2 separate regions of the Homo sapiens genome follow, and region 1 is linked to region 2. Evidence: read pairs that join two places in POLR2A ChIA-PET (ENCODE). Cell type or tissue: PC-9. All regions are shown on one strand. Links, peaks and the distances in the headings refer to the core of each region. The heading gives the core; the rest is flanking DNA. Region 1 overlaps LINC02999 (long intergenic non-protein coding RNA 2999). Region 2 holds the start of CDKL3 (cyclin dependent kinase like 3).

Evidence for each region. Peaks named below come from ENCODE experiments on the same cell type or tissue, not always from the same donor. Only the 100,000 strongest peaks of a DNase experiment are listed, where the experiment ranks them.
Region 1: POLR2A ChIA-PET joins it to region 2 with 13 read pairs; 21 of 35 experiments call an interaction of 5 or more read pairs at or near these places.

The regions. Positions count from the first base shown.
Region 1 is chr5:134,424,000-134,432,330 of GRCh38, forward strand. It overlaps LINC02999 (long intergenic non-protein coding RNA 2999), which reads right to left. Exons shown (of 3, transcript NR_105044.1): 2 at 5,886-5,952; 3 at 5,052-5,631. Among named protein-coding and RNA genes, the nearest start is that of LINC02999, 6.9 kb to the right of the region's middle. RefSeq lists a silencer at 2,386-2,586. In PC-9, for the core only: no CTCF peak of the experiment used is centred there; no DNase peak of the experiment used is centred there.
Region 2 is chr5:134,359,938-134,368,268 of GRCh38, forward strand. It overlaps CDKL3 (cyclin dependent kinase like 3), which reads right to left and starts at 7,234. Exons shown (of 13, transcript NM_001113575.2): 1 at 7,040-7,234; 2 at 6,422-6,607; 3 at 1-154. The coding sequence starts at 6,586. In PC-9, for the core only: no CTCF peak of the experiment used is centred there; a DNase peak (open chromatin) is centred at 7,264; H3K4me3 peaks cover 2,273 bases; H3K27ac peaks cover 820 bases.

The sequences.
Region 1 (8,331 bases), core at 17-8,016, 64 kb after region 2:
CCTGGCCAAAATGGCCAAACCCCATCTCTACTAAAAATACACACACAAAAATTAGCTGGGGGAGGTGGTGCACACCTGTAGTCCCAGCTACTTAGGAGGCTGAAGGAGGAAAATCACTTGAACCAGGGAGGTGGAGGTTGCAGTGAACTTAGATGGCACCACTGTACTCCAGCCTGGGCAACTAAGAGAGGCTCCATCTCAAAAATACAAAACAAAACAAAACAAAACAAAAAACCTTAAGCATAAAAATACACAATTTTACCTGCTTTTTGAGTCCTCATTTCTGAAGACTACTGTGTCATGTAAAACTTATATAAATTTGTGGGCTGGGTGCAGTGGCTCACACCTGTAATCCCAGCACTTTGGGAGGCCAAGGCAGGCGGATCACCTGAGGTCAGGAGTTTGAGACCAGCCTGGCCAACATGGTGAAATCCCGTCTCTATTAAAAATACAAAAATTAGGCAGGGCGCAGTGGCTCATGCCTGTAATGCCAGCACTTTGGGAGGCTGAGGCGGGTGGATCATGAGGTCAGGAGATTGAAACCATCCTGGCTAACACAGTGAAACCCTGTCTCTACTAAAAATACAAAAAAAAAAAATTAGCTGGACGGGGTGGCAGGTGCCTGTAGTCCCAGCTACTCGGGAGGCTGAGGCAGGAGAATGGTGTGAACCCGGGAGGCGGAGCTTGCAGTGAGCCAAGTGAGCCACTGCACTCCAGCCTGGGCGACAGAGCGAGACTCCGCCTCAAAAACAAACAAACAAACAAAAAATACAAAAATTAGCCAGGCATGATGGTGGGCACCTGGACTCTCAGCTACTTGGAAGGCTGAGGCACGAGAATCACTCAAACCCGGGAGGCGGAGTTTGCAGAGTGGAGAGTCTGTCTCAAAAAAAAAAACAAAAAACAAACAAACAAAAAACTGGATCCACCAAAGAAAACAACTGTTTTCCATCACCTCCCATGTATCTCATTATCTACTGCAAAAAAGAAGATTGAGGAATATAACCCTACCTGGACTGACCTTTTCACAAGATCATGTCTGTTTCTAAGGCTCACTCAACTGCAAAGAGGATCATTTACAGCTTAATTTCTGTTCTCCAAGGTCCATTCATTCTCCCTAATAATCATTTATTGCCCCTCAAAAGAATGACCTACATTTCCCCTCCTCTGTGAATAAAGTTATATAAGCATCTGGGGGCATCTGGGCACCATAGGATTATTTGGGTAATCACTTCGTGATCCCCAATTTCCCCCTCCCATCAATAAATATGTATGCCTTTTTCTCCTATTAATCTGCGCGTTTTGTCAGTTCATTTTCAGTGAATCTTCAGAGGGTGAAGGGGGAAGTTTTTCCCCCTTCACCTCTGAAAACTGAACTTCTACCGACATCTAGGGTTTTTCCTTTTTTTTTTTTTTTCTGCTCTGTTGCCCAGGCTGGAGTGCAGTGGCATGATCTCAGCTCATGGCAGCCTCTGCCTCCCGGGTTCAAGCAATTCTCCTGCCTCAGCCTCCAAAGTAGCTGGGACTACAGGTGCCTGCCACCACGCCCGGATAATATTTTTGTATTTTTTTTTAGTACAGTCAGGGTTTTGCTATGTTGGCCAGGCTGGTCTCGAACCCCTGACCTCGTGATCCACCCACCTCAGCCTCCCAAAGTGCTGGGACTACAGGTGTGAGCCACCACACCTGGCTTTTTTTTTTTTTTTTTTTTTTTAACTGGGGACACACAGCCTTTGGTGGAAGCTCACAGCAGCTTTGACCTCCTGGACTCAAGCAATCCTCCTACCTCAGCCTCCTGGGTAGCTGGGACTACAGGTGCGCCACCACGCCCGGCTAATTTTATTTAAATTTTTCATAGAGACAGGGTTTTGTCATGTTGCTCAGGCTGGTCTTGAATTCCTATGCTCAAGCAATTCTTCTGCCTTAGCCTCCCAAAGTTTGGGGATTACAGGTGTGAGCCACCGTGCCCAGCCCTCATGCACACTTTTAAAGTTTTTACTACGTTTTGCCAAATCCAGGTTTATACCTAAGTTTCCATACCTACGAGTTGCAGGCTTACTCTTTAAAGCTGGTGAACAGCTACAGCAATCATTACTCTCACATTCTTGAATTTCCAGACTCTTTTGAGCAGTCTCTTTCCTCTTTGTGCAGCCCCCCAGCTCTGTGGCTGATGTTCAATAGAAGTGCCTGGCCCAGAGGCCCTGGCACTGAAACGTGGGGCTGGAAAACAGCTGGTCCTTTTTTTATTTTATTTTATTTTTTTGAGATGGATTTTCACTCTGTTGCCCAGGTTAGAGTGCAGTGGCATGATCTCGGCTCACTGCAACCTCCACCTCCCTGGTTCAAGCAATTCCCCTGCCTCAGCCTCCTGAGTAGCTGGGATTACAGGCACATGCCACCATGGCCAGCTAATCTTTTTGTGTTTTTAATAGAGATGGGGTTTCACCATGTTGGCCAGGCTTGTCTTGAACTCCTTATCTCAGGCAATCCACCCGCCTGGGCCTCCCAAAGTGCTGAGATTACAGGCGTGAGCCACCGCGCCCAGCCTTCCAGCTGGTCCTTATTTATCCTCCAGCACTTTCAGCTGTTCTGTTCCGATTTTGATCCATGCAACGCGGGGGATGGGGGGACAATCCAACAGGTGAATCCTCTCCCACCCCCAGAAATGGCTCAAGGAGACCTCCTAGTGGGTTACAGGACCACTGAGCCATGGACCCCAGGGTCACCTTTCTTCCCACCACAGTCAAGCTCAGCACATAACTTAAATGCATAGTGGTCCCGGAAGTGTCAAGGAGAACAAAATGCCCATTTTTTTCCCTCCATACACAGCAAAACTGTTCTAATACAGCCAAATGAACTGGAGAAGCAGTTTTATTCTTGCCCTTCCTGCCGAGGAAAAACTGAAAATGCAGGTGCCGAGAAAATACTAAATGGAGGCCAGAGGCGGTGGCTCACGCCTGTATTCCTAGCACTTTGGGAGGCCAAGGTGGGTGGATCGCCTGAGGTCAGGAGTTCGAGACTAGCCTGGCCAACATGTTGAAACCCCATCTCTACTAAAAATACAAAATTAGCCAGGCATGGTGGCAGGCGCCTGTAATCCCAGCTACTTGGGAGGCTGAGGCAGGAGAATCGCTTGAACCCGGCAGGCGGAGGTTGCAGTGAGCCGAGATTGCGCCATTGCACTTCAGCCTGGGTGACAGAGCAAGACTCTGTCTCAAAAAAAAAAACCTAAGTAGAGAGTGCTCTTGGAGCAGGGTTTCCAGCCTTTCAGAGGAAAGTTGGAAAACGCTAAAAGTTTTCAAACTTTGGGATCTTCAGCTCTTACAGAAGTATCTAAATCCCAGCTACTTGGGAGGATCCCTTGAGCCCAGAAGTCCAAGGCCAGCCTAGGCAATGTGGCAAGACTTGTCTCTAAAAAAAAAAACAAAACAAACAAACAAACAAACAAAAAAACGTAAATTCTAGGTTGGGCACGGTGGCTCACGCCTGTAATCCCAGCACTTTGGAAGACCAAGGCAGGTAGTTTACTTGAGGTCAGGGGTTCGAGACCAACCTGGCCAACATGGTGAAACCCCCTCTCTACTAAAAATACAAAAATTAGCCGGACATGGTGGTGCGTTGCCTATAATCCCAGCTACTTAGGAGGCTAAGGTGGGAGAATCAGTTTAACCCCGGGGGCGGAGAGCTGCAGTGAGCAGAGATCGTGCCACTGCATACCAGCCTGGGCAACAGAGTGAGACTCTGTCCCAACAAAAACAAAACAAAACAAAACATAAATTCTGACTATTCCTTTCCTAGGGCTTCTCCAGCACCCCGACTCTCCAACAGCACTGGGCTTTCACAAGGACAAATAATATGCAAAACTTTTTGGGAGTCTACTTACGATAATTGCCTTAAATTAACATCACAAAGCAATGGAAATTGCATTCCCCTAAGGCTTCTTACTGCAGGAAGTTACCCAGCTCCTGACTGCAAAGGTAGTGACGATTAAAGTCAGGTTGGTTAGCTTCTGTCTTGCAAAGCTTGTCTGTTAATCCATTACTTGTGTTCATATAAAATGGCATTTCTATATCAAAATGCGTGAATGTTTTAACCTTTTGTAAATATAAGCTTATTTTTTTCTGTTGAATCAGACAAGTCTTTCCTCTGCCAGAAACCTTAAAACTGGTATTCTTAAAACAGTATTCTACTAGCTGCTTTTACTTTACTGGATCGATGTTCAGCTTTCAGATCACAGAAAGTCAGTCCTTCACTATTTTGCTAGCCTCAGGCCATACCAGGAGAATTTCAGTGTGAGTGTCTTATTTTAAGCCTAGCATCGGTGAACTAAAGTGCTCACAGGAAGATGGAGGAGAACTGCAGACCAGGTTACTGGAGGAGCAGAGGATGCAGTTCCAGAAGCCCTGTAATGTCTTCAGACCTTTGAAGGCTGTTTTGTAGAAGATGGCTTGTTCTTCCTTAATTTTCAAGGTAAGCATAGGGCCAAAGAGTGAGAGCTATATAAAGCTAGATTTCATCTTTAAATGGAAGACCTTTAAACAATTAGAGCTGTCTGAAAGATATAAAAACTTTCTGGGATTGAACTGAGCTCCTAAGTCATTGGGAGAATTCAAAAGAATGGCCATCTCACAGGTCTACAATACATGCATGATTGAACATGATTAAATATTTTACATGATTATTTTATAATTAAATATATATATATGGACACAGCCATTTGTTTTTAGAAAGCTTTGAAAATGTTTAAGCAAACTTAAACATTTTTATTTTATTTTATTTTTATTAAATAGAGACAGGGTCTCACTGTGTTGCCCAGGCTCGTCTCAAAACTCCTGAACTCAAGCAATTCTCCCACCTCGACCTCCTAATAAGCAAACGCTTGTTATTCTGACCACTAGTTTGTAGAATAGAGCCATGTGGCTAATCATCTTAATCCCACTTGGGTTTCTGAAACCCTTTGCCTGGCTGGCTGTTGTTGACACTATAGGGGCAAAGAAGGAAAGCTTCTGCCTTTACCTTCTGAAGGTTCACTGAAAATGACAAAAGGCAGGTAGGAGAAAAAGGCATACAAATTTATTTAACATGCAGAGCACAGGGGAACTGCATGAGAATGATTACCCAATAACCCAATGAGGCCTAGAGGTTTATAGACCCTTCTTCATGGAGGAAGGAGACATGAGGGTGTAGGAGTAAAAGATTTTTAGTGGGGAATGAATGGACCCAGAAGGCAGACTTTATCTTGTGAATGATTCTCTGGCAATTTAACAGGCAGGAGAACAAACAATGGTTTGGGAAGAAGTTTGTCTGGGCTGTAGCTATGGTGTTTAATGTTCAGTCTCTTCCTTTGTGATAGAAGTTTTAATTTTCTCTGGTTAATGAAATTTCAGGGAAGGGATCAAAGGCAAATTGTGTTCCTCTTTGGGGGTCCAGTTTCTAGGTAGATAAGGGAATTCAGAGAACAGCTTCATTCTGTGCTTTGGGAGAGACAGGATCAGAGAGAAAGGGAGGTAGGGGGAGGTCAGAGGGAGACCCTGGCACTGAGGATTATTTCTGAGGCCTTTCAATTTTCAAAGCAGTCAGCATGCCGAAGCATCATATTTTGGGGTATGGCTCTCTGTGCTCCAACATCTGCTGAAAAAAAGGAATAATTAATGTCAAAACAATAAAAATGCTTTATATTTGTATTCTTCTGTATTTGTACATATCCAGATTTTAGCTGTTTCTCTTTTACTGTATAAATTTATGTATTTCCAAATTACATATGTATATATTCCAGAGATGATTTTAGCTTTCAGGAGGACTCATCTGTTTCCTTAGTCTTAATTCTATTAACACCAAAGGATAGCTTCCTGAGCATAAAAGGGAGAAAATTATTCCATTCCTACCTTTAGTCACTGGTGATAGAGATCACTCCACAATTGAAGAACAAAATCCTCCTCTGAGAGTGAAACTCTTAAATAAAGCACATTTTAGACAAGATTAAGCAACTATGTAAGAAATTTGCCTAAAGAGATATTTTTTCCATAAAAAGCAAAAGATAGTGACATGGATGTCATCTCACTCCTGAATTTAGCTAAATGGAGGTCATTTCTCATCCTGCCCTGCCCCCTCTCAGGAGGAAGAAGGCAGCCCAGGGATGGTGATAACCTACAGAAGCCTTGGGCTCAGCTCCTAAGCCCTAAGGGACAGATGGAGAAAGGAGGACCAGAGGGAGGGGAAAGAGGTGGGGGAGGCGGAGTGTGCTGCTGCAGGTCGCAGGGCAAGACCTGCACTCCCTTAAGTATGTATGCTTCTAGGCTCACAGAGACTGGCCAGGGGCTGGTTGGCATCACACCATACACATCTGTACTAGATACCAAATCACTGCTCATCCTCGACCAGAATGTTTAGTCAGTTAGTTGTGAATATCAATTGCAGAAGAACGTTCTGGTTTCAGTATCTCTCTTTGGTCACAGTCCTAGTTTGTGTGGTTAAAGAAAAAAGAGTCCACTTTTTAGGTTTCCAGATTTAGCAAACAAATAGAATATAAAAATACAAGAGGACGAGTAAAATTTGAATTTCAGAAAAATAATAAATAACATTTTAATGTGAAAATATCCTAAATATATTTTATCTGGCAACTCTATCATATTTTCCAATCAAGAGTTAAGCCTTGGGGCCAGGCATGGTGGCACACACTTGTAATCCCAGTACTTTGGAAGGCTGAGGCGGGCAGATCACTTGAGGTCAGGAGTTCGGGACCAGTCTGGCCAACGTGGTGAAACCTCCTGTCTACTAAAAATACAAAAAAAATTAGCCAGGTGTGGTGGCACATGCCTGTAATCCAGCCACTCAGGAGGCTGAAGCAGGAGAATTGCTTGAACCCAGGAGGAGGAGGTTGCAGTCAGCTGAGATCACGCCACTGCACCCCAGCCTGGGCAACAGAGCGAGACTCTGTCTCAGGAAAAAAAAAAAAGAAAGAAGATGAGAAAGAGAAAAGTCAGCATAACGGAAATAAATCAGAGACATAAGTAATCAACGACTAACACTTTTTGCTATTTTGTTTTTCTCAATTTAAATTTTTTTCTTTTAAAAATTACCTTTTATTTTTGTGAAAATAATGTAAATACACACAAAAATTAAAAAGTCAAAAGGGACTGGGCACAGTGGCTCATCTGGGTTATACCAGCACTTTGGGAGGCCAAGGAGGGAGGATCACTTGAGGCCAGGAGTTCTAGACCAGCCTGGGCAACATAGTGAGATCTTGTCTCTCCAAAAAAAAAATTTAGCTGGACATGGCAGCGTGCACCTGTAGGCCTAGCTACTTCAGAGGCTGAGGTGGGAGGATTGTATGAGCCCAAATGTTCAAGGTTGCAGTGAGCTATGATCCTACCTCTGCACTTCAGCGTGGGTGACAGAGTGAGAACCCAACTTAAAAAAAAGTCAAAAGTACTAAAAGGTGTATGATGAAAAATAGCAGTGCACTGTTCTACCCAATCCCACTCAATCCCATCCCTGCTCTGATCCCCAGAGGTAGTCAGTTCATCCTTTTCCGTTGTTTTTCCCAGTTTTAACTGCCTCCCATATTCCTAAAAATGCCTATACTGCTATTTTGTTGATTTGTCAGCTTTGGACATTACCTACCTTCTTTTTCTTTCTTTTTTCTTTTTTTTTTTTTGAGATGAGTCTTGCTCTGTTGCCCAGGCTGGAGTGCAGTGGCGCTATCTTCACTCACTGCAACCTCTGCCTCCCAGGTTCAAGTGATTCTCCTGCCTTAGCCTCCAGAGTAGCTGGGACTACAGGCGCACGCCACCATGCCTAATTTTTGTATTTTTAATAGAGACGGGTTATGTTGGCCATAATTTTTAATAGAGACGGGTTTCACCATGTTGGCCAAGATGGTCTCAATCTCTTGACCTCATGATTGGCCTGCCTCGTGCTCCCAAACTGCTGGGATTACAGGTGTGAGCCATTGCACCTGCCCTGAAAATATCTTTTTACTGTACCATTCCTCTTGACTAATGGTTTGGGTTTAGATCTCTAGGCTGTAAATCATTCTCACTCAGAATTCTGAAGGCCTTGCTCCATTCTGCTCCAGCTTCCAGCACTGCTCCTGAGAAGCCTACTCCCATTCTCATTCCTGATCCTTTGGAGTCACCTGTTTTCTTTCTGGATCCTTTTAGAGTCTTTTCTTTATCCCTGGTTTTCTGCCAGTTCATGAAAATGAACCTTGAAATATAAATCTTATTTTATCTCCCTGAGGATTTTATAGCATTTTTAAAAGTTTTCTTCTTCTCTCTGATCATATTAAAGGATTATGTGCTGAAGAGATGACTAGATGGATGGCCAACC
Region 2 (8,331 bases), core at 323-8,322:
AGAGGTATTTTCTAAGTCGCTTACTCTCTAGTCCATGACAATAATGTTGTAACTCATCTAATACTGTGTGGTCAATAAATTCAAATACCAAATGAATTTTCTTTTTCTGTCTAAAAACTTCAATCAGATTGACCAGGTTTTCGTGATGAAATTGCTATTGACAAAAGAAACAACACAAATTTTTAATTATTTCAAGCCTAACAATTTGTACATATAACGTGTAAATTTTGTAAAGAAACAGTCATATTCTTAGCTTTGTTCCATGCATTTCTTTTTTCTTTTTTTTGAGATGGAGTCTTGCTCTGTCGCCAGGCTGGAGTGCAGTAGCACAATCTTGGCTCAGTGCAACCTCCACCACCCTATTTCAATCAATCCTCCTGCCTCAGCCTCCTGAACAGCTGGGATTACAAGCGTGCACCACCATGCCCAGCTCATTTTTGTACTTTTAGTAGAAACAGGGTTTCACCATGTTGGCCAGGCTGGTCTTGAACTCCTGACCTCAGGTGATCCTCCTGCCTCAGCCTCCCCAACTCCTGGAATTGTAGGTGTGCACCATCATGCCCAGCCTATGTTCCATGCATTTCAACTGAAATTTCTCAACCAATGTGCTTCCATTCCTATTTTAAGAAAATGTAATCCATTTTATAATCAATATTTATAGGACAAAGTGAGATATATTACTTTATCTCAAGTTGGCATTTGGTTGCTTATTAAAATAATTTAATGTACTATAACTTAGTATTCTGTTGAAAGATATCCTGCTATTTTTAAACTTGGTTTGTGGTTAAATTTAACACCCAAAATTTAAAAGGCCCTTATGTTTTCAAATGAGCATGGATTTCAACACGATTAAGTATGTGATCTGAATTTATATAAATTAATTATTCTCTAATTTTAAACCTAAACTCTAGAAAGTAAACCATAAGTTCTAGGGAGCATCATAAATTCATTAGACTATAACAAAAGAACACCAAAATATATGCAAAATCTTCAGATATGTGAACTACCAATTTATAACCACAGAAACTTTACATAAATATGTAATTATTTGTGGGTGAACGTTTGCTCCTTGTCTGTACTCTTCTATTAAACAATTAACCACCTTTTTAGACTGGCAACAATTATTGCTAAAATAATTTTAAAATGTAAATGATGCCCATGTATCAGCTTAGGAAACAAATGAGATTTAATATTGTATGCTACTTATTCTATTTTTCATCACACTGACTTAATTATAATCAATTCTGAAATATTTAACCATTTTGTTCAAACTATCAAGAATATGTGTTCAATTAGCTAAAAATGAAGGGTTTTTTTTTGTTTTTTTTTTTAAGAGAACAAGTCTTGCTATATTGCCAGGCTGGTCTCGAACTCCTGGCCTCAAGTGATCTTCCTGCCTTGGCCTCCCAAGTTGCTAGGACTACAGGCATGAGCCACTGTTCCTAGCTCTAGAAAACTATACCTTTATGAAAATATATTTGCCTTCATTCCAATAACACAGTGTCAATTTTTCTACTTCTCTGTAACTAACGAAGAGACTAAAGTCCTTAAAACATGACTAGAGAAAAACATCCAAAATATAACACCAGATTCCTTTCCTTTTTGCTCCAAATTTCCCTGGTTGGCAAGATGCCACAGTGCTGCAGCAATAGCATATTGACAGCAGTGAAAAGAATTGACTGTTGGCTGGGCATGGTGGTGCACACCTATAATCCCAGCACTTTGGGAGGCTGAGGCGGGCAAATCACATGAGGTCAGGAGTTCGAGACCAGCCTGGTCAACATGGTGAAACACCGTCTCTACTAAAAACACAAAAATTAGACCAGCGTGGTGGTGGGCACCTGTAATCCCAGCTACTAGAGAGATTAAGAGAGGAGAATCGCTTGAACCCAGGAGGTGGAGGTTGCAGTGAGCCGAGATTGTGCCATCGCACTCCAGCCGGGGTGACAAGAGTGAAACTCCGTCTCAAGGAATTGATTGCTTTTGGACACTACCATATTAATCCTCTACTTAAGGAAAATTACTGGTTTCCTGTCCAGTCTTTATTTTAAAGGCAAAAGCAGTGAAAGTAGGGAAGGGGTAATATGAATAAGCATTGTAGAAGATCCATTCAGGGATGAGGAATTAGGTACAGTATTTACTCAGATAAACCATGAAATGAAATCCCTAGAAATGCTCTAGTACCCCTCTTCAAGTTGTTTAATTTTTTCTCCATTACTAGACAACTTTTCTACAGATATTCTCACTAATTACTCTAACTGTAATTTATTTAATGAAATTCTAGCATAAAAATTTAGTTTGGGTCAGGCCGGTGGCTCACTTCTATAATCCCAGCACTTTGGTAGGCCAAGGCAGGCGGATCACCTGAGGTCGGGAGTTCGAGATCAGCCTGACCAACATGGAGAAACGCTGTCTCTACTAAAAATACAAAATTAGCCTGGCATGATGGTCCATGCCTGTAATCCCAGCTACTCAGGAGGCTGAGGCAGGAGAATCGCTTGAACCCGGGAGGCCGAGGTTGTGGTGAGCTGAGATTGTGCCATTACACTGCAGCCTGGGCAACAAGAGTGAAACTCTGTCTAAAAAAAAAGTAATTTGAATTAAGTAATTATGACAAGTTTTTTAGACTAAGAATATTAACTAGTCCAAGAAATCTCTCCAGTGGAATTAGATTACATCAAATTTAAAATCCTATAAAAAGCCAGTGAGTGCCAGGTGCAGTGGCTCACACCTGTAATCTCAGTACTTTGGGAGGCTGAGGTGGGCAGATCACATGAAGCCAGGAGTTCTAAATCAGCCTGGGCAACATGGTGAAACCCCGTCTCTACTAAAAATACAAAAATTAGCTGGGCGTGGTCGTACGTGCCTGTAATCCCAGCTACTTGGAGGCTGAGGCATGAGAATTGCTTGAACCTGGGAGGCAGAGGTTGCAGTGAGCCAGGATCGTGCCACTGCACTCCAGCCTGGGCGACAGACAGAGTAAGACTGTCTCAGAACAATAACAACAACAATAACAAAAAGCCAATGAGAATAGTTAGGGTATCTCAAAATTATCTGCATAACAGTTGTTACAGTAAAACACATATTCAAGTTCATCTCTGTATTGTCACATACTGGTTAGTTTTCCAAAATGATTAAATAGAAAAAAAATAATCAATTTAAGTGCAACAGTTGAAGAAAGAGCAAGAGATACTGCCTTGGGGGAAAAAAATCTCCTAATCAGATTTTCATTCACAGTACACAATTGCCTTATCTATAGTATTATGTTTTAGGTCATCAGGACATGAACTGATATCTTTCACAAAATCATAACATCTTTACTGACTCACTTTTCATTGTCTAGAAATAGAGCTGTTCTATTTATTTATTTATTTGAGATGGAGTCTCGCTCTGCTGCCCAGGCTGGAGTGCAGTGGCGTGGTCTCGGCTCACTGAAACCTCCGCCTCCCGGGTTCAAGTGATTCTCCTGCCTCAGCCTCTTGTGTAGCTGGGATTACAGGCCCCTGCCACCATGGCCGGCTTTTTTTTTTTTTTTTTTTTTGAGACAGAGTCTCACTCTGTCGCCCAGACTGGAGTGCAGTGGCGCAATCTCAGCTCACTGCAACCTCCTCCTCCTGGGTTCAAGCAATTCTCCTACCTCAGCCTCCCGAGTAGCTGGGACTACAGGCACACACTGCCATGCCTGGCTAATTTTTTGTGTTTTAGTAGAGACAGGGTTTCACCATGTTGCCCAGGCTGGTCTCGAACTCCTGAGCTCAGGCAATCCGCCCGCCTCGGCCTCCCAAAGTGCTAGGATTACTGGCGTGAACCACCGCGCCCAGCGTAGAGCCATTCTAATAATCCACAGATGCCTAATATATTTCCTCAAATTAGGCCAGGCACAGTGGCTCATGCCTGTAATCCTAGCTCTTTCACAGGTCCAAGACAGGAAGATCGCTTAAGCCCAGGTGATGGAGGCTGCAGTGAGCTATGATCATGCCACTGCGCTGCAGCCTGGGCAACAGGGAGACTCCATTTCTTAAAAAAAAAAAAAAAAAAAAAGAGAGAGAAAGAAGGCAAATTGATCCATCATATCTCATATAGACTTACAAAGAAAGAAGAAAATATTATTTTTGTATCAGATAAAGCAAACAAGAACATCTGCTGCATATGAAACAGCTATACTATATCGTCAAGATCATAAACCTTAAAGGATGTAAATAGATTCCAATAAATAGAATACATACTTATTTAAATATTTTTAAAATCATTAATTTTCTACCCCAACCCTAAGGAATGTTAATGCTCCTTTCTCCACACTCCTCAGTTGTTTCTCCTGGGCTGAACTGTCACACCTACATAGGATTCTGTCTTCTTCCCTGATCTCTCCTGATATTGTTCCTCATTTCTAAAAGCCTACTGGTAATCTTTACTTAAATGTACTCCTGTCACCTCAAATTCAACATTTCCAAAATTGAAGTACTTCCCAAACCATGTCTCTTTTGAGTCTTTCGTATTTCTATCAATTGTATCAATCACTGAACCTCAGAGACCTTTGACTCCTTCTATAGTCTTTCTATAGTCTTCTACACTCTTTCATGTCTTTTTTTTTTTAGACAAGGTGTTGCTCTGTTGCCCAGGCTGGACTGCAATAGTGTGATCTCGGCTCACTGCAACCTCCTCCTCTTGGGTTCAAGCAATTCTTCTGCCTCAGCCTCCCGAATAGCTGGGATTACAGGCATGCACTACCATCCCCGGCTAATTTTTGTATTTTTAGTAGAGATGGGGGTTTCACTACATTGGCCAGGCTGGTCTCGAACTCCTGACCTCAGGTGATCTGCCTGCCTCAGCCTCCCAAAGTTCTGAGATTACAGGCGTGAGCCACAGCGCCCTTTTTTTTTTTCTTTTGAGATGGAGTCTCACTCTGACGCCCAGGCTAGAGTGCAGTGGCGTGATCTCGGCTCACTGCAACCTCCACCTTCTGGGTTTGAGCGATTGTCGTGCCTCAGCCTCCTAAGTAGCTGGGATTACAGGGGCGCGACACTATGCCTGGCTAATTTTTTTTTTTTTTTTCCTTTTCTTTTGAGACAGAGTCTTGCTCTGTCGCCCAGGCTGGAGTGCAGTGGCGCTGTCTTGGCTCACTGCAAGCTCCGCCTCCCGGGTTCACGCCATTCTCCTGCCTCAGCCTCCGCAGTAGCTGGGACCACAAGCACCCGCCACCTCGCCCGGCTAATTTTTTGTATTTTTTAGTAAAGACGGGGTTTCACCGCGTTAGCCAGGATGGTCTCGATCTCCTGACCTCGTGATCCACCCGCCTCAGCCTCCCAAAGCGCTGGGAGCGTGAGCCACCGCACCCGGCCTTAATTTTTTTTGTTTAATTTTTAGTAGAGACGGGGTTTCACTATGTTGTCCAGGACGGTCTTGAACCCCTGACCTCAGGTGATCCACCCGCCTCGGCCTCTCAAAGTGCTGGGATTACAAGCGTGAGCCACCGCACCCGGCCTCATGTCTTTTTTTTTTGTTTTTTACAATACAGCATGTTCTAACTTTACTTTTCATTCACATTGCTGCATTTTAGCAAGGGTCCTCAGACATTTTCCAAAATTCCTTAATTGAACTCCTAACAGACCTATTTTTACTCTTAGTCCTCCAATCTATTCTGCACAATAGTGGTAGATTAAAATTTACATTTCTTTACACTGAATTCAAAACCTTCACGACTTTCCACCTCTTACAAAATCAAGTTTTGACTCCTTAGCCTAAAAGACTTTAAAATCTACCTCCAATTTACTGTTCTAATATACCTCTTTCCAATTCTGCTCAGAAAACTCTACAGGCACATGTCTTTGCTCTTTGTCCTTTCCACTTTGCCCTTTATCCTTTGTCCTTCTTTAGTCTCTTTTGAGTTTATGTTGTTCCTCTAACCTAGAACACAACAGTTTCTCCCTCTTATCTAAACCCTCCACATCCTTCAAAGCCAAATTCATGTCCCATTTCCTCAAAAAAACTTTCCCTACCAGGGAAAGGACTTTGTGTTGATTCCTTGGCATTTATTATGAGCCACTTTTTATTCAGTATGATTTTCATATACTCTCCTTTCTGATTAAATTATAGAAGTCTTTAAGGGCAGGAACTATCTTTTACCTCCTTATAGTCTCAGTACCTAGCACCATGCCTTGCACATAGCAGAAATTTTTATTAAGTATTATACTTGAATATTTCTGAATAATTATTAAACAATATTGGTGTAGCTTTTGTTACATACCCCAAAACACATATATCTTGTATCACTATAAAATTACAAAATGTAGATAAGATAGAGTATTACACTTGTTTCTCCATAATATGAATCAGTACGTGTGAACTAAAATATTTTATGCAATTTTTTATTCCATAACAATTTTTTCTTTTGACTTAGATGATTAAGGCAAAAGAAGCAAACCTTTAGAAACTTTATTTCTCTCATCGCAATTTTGTTGACAGATTGTTCTGGTCTCTCATAAAATATCTTAATGGCCACTATCTGCCCAGTATTCTTATGTTTACATTTCATGACTGTTCCGTAACTTCCCTCTCCCACTTTTCCAAGGGTTTCATACATCTCCATTTTCAAGCTGGGCTTTTACTACTTTATAGAAATAAAGAAAGAAAATGGAAAATGTTAAACGTTTATACTTTTATTTATTAAAACTAGATAATGCATATCCACAATAAACCCACAGTCTCAAATATAGAGACATTAAAAAAAAAAAAGGAATCTTTTCCACTGAGCCTTTTTGTCTTTGGGAACTAAAGACAGCTTGAGTAAGGTGTCCTTCTGAGGCTCCACCTCTCACCAGAACTTAGGGGTACTCCTGCTGTCTCGGTCATGCCCATCAACACTGAGACTACCACACTATAAGTCACCATCCATCAAGCATGGGGTCCCTACACTTCCTGTCATGTTCCTGTCAAATAATAGGTTCCCGCACTACTGCAGTCGCCCACTTATCAGGCCCAAGGTCCTAAAAAAAGCCTGGTCTCGCCCGCAACTCAAACCACACGTCTTAGGATGCCGGACCGGCGTCACGCCCCACGTCCCGCTGTTGACTTTATCCAAACAGCCGCCGCCGCCTCAGCCCATTCTGTGGTCCCGCTGGTCTGGCTCTGCGTAGTTCCAGTGGAGCCACCGAACACTGATACTACTTTGTTGCTCAGCCCCGCAAGGAACCGGCCACTTGCCACCATGGAAACGCCGGCGGAGTTGCTGCGTTCTAGACTCGTGCGCAAGACCGGAACATGGGCAGGGTCCCGACCCGGAAGGGGAAGTGGGAAGAAACGGAAACCTACTCTGGGTAGGCGCAAGGTGGAAGAGTGCTGTGCTTGGGAATGGGGGAGGGGAGTACAGATTGCTGTCGCAGCTGAGCCTCCTCACAAGGTTGCTTTTGAATGTGGATAGGAAGGATCTGCATCTTTTTTTTTTTTTTTTTTTTTTTTGAGATAGTCTAGCTCTGTCGCCCAGGCTGGACTGCAGTGTCGCTGATCTTGGCTCACTGCAACCTCCTCCTTCCAGGTTTAAGTGATTTTCCTGCCTCAGCCTCCCGAGTAGCTGGGATTACAGGCGTGTGCCACCACGCCCGGATAATTTTGTATTTTTAGTAGAGACGGGGTTTCTACCATGTTGGCCAGGCTGGTCTCGAACTCCCAACATCAGGTGATCCGCCTGCCTCGGCCTCCCAAAGTGCTGGGATTACAGGCGTAAGCCACCGCCCCCGGTCAAGATGGTTCTTAAATCAAAAACTTTTCTTGAACACTTGCCATATGCCTTTTAATTTTTTCCAACTGCTAGTAATCTTTTTTAAAGAAAAAAAACCTCCCTCACCACATGTCAAACTCTAGGAAAGCAAGTAATTCGAAGAGTTCCACCATATACGAAATGATGTACAAGAGCACGGAAATAAAGAGGCCAGTGTCTAACTGCTTAAGTAGACATAGAGTTCAACTGGAATGACAGTCCCTAATGAATAACCACCATATCACTAGACCAAGTGCCTAGGGAGTGCTTTCTTTATTGAATAGGGCTTTCTTTGCTTTCTTCTATAAAATGAGTTAAATGTAAAAAAGCGAAATCTCGCTATGCTTCCGCTAAATAAGAGGAAAGGCATTATTTAATAAATCTAGTCTGGTGGGTCCCACCCAGCATGCATATTTAAATCACACCTGGAGAGCTTTTAGAAAGCATCCCAACCCCCACCTCCACACCCCTGCCCCAATGCCAGAGCACCTGATTTAATTGGGATAGCGTAAATAAATTAGTATTTTTGAAGCTTCTCAAGTTTTTTCTATGCTGCTAGGGTTTATATTGAGAGAAAG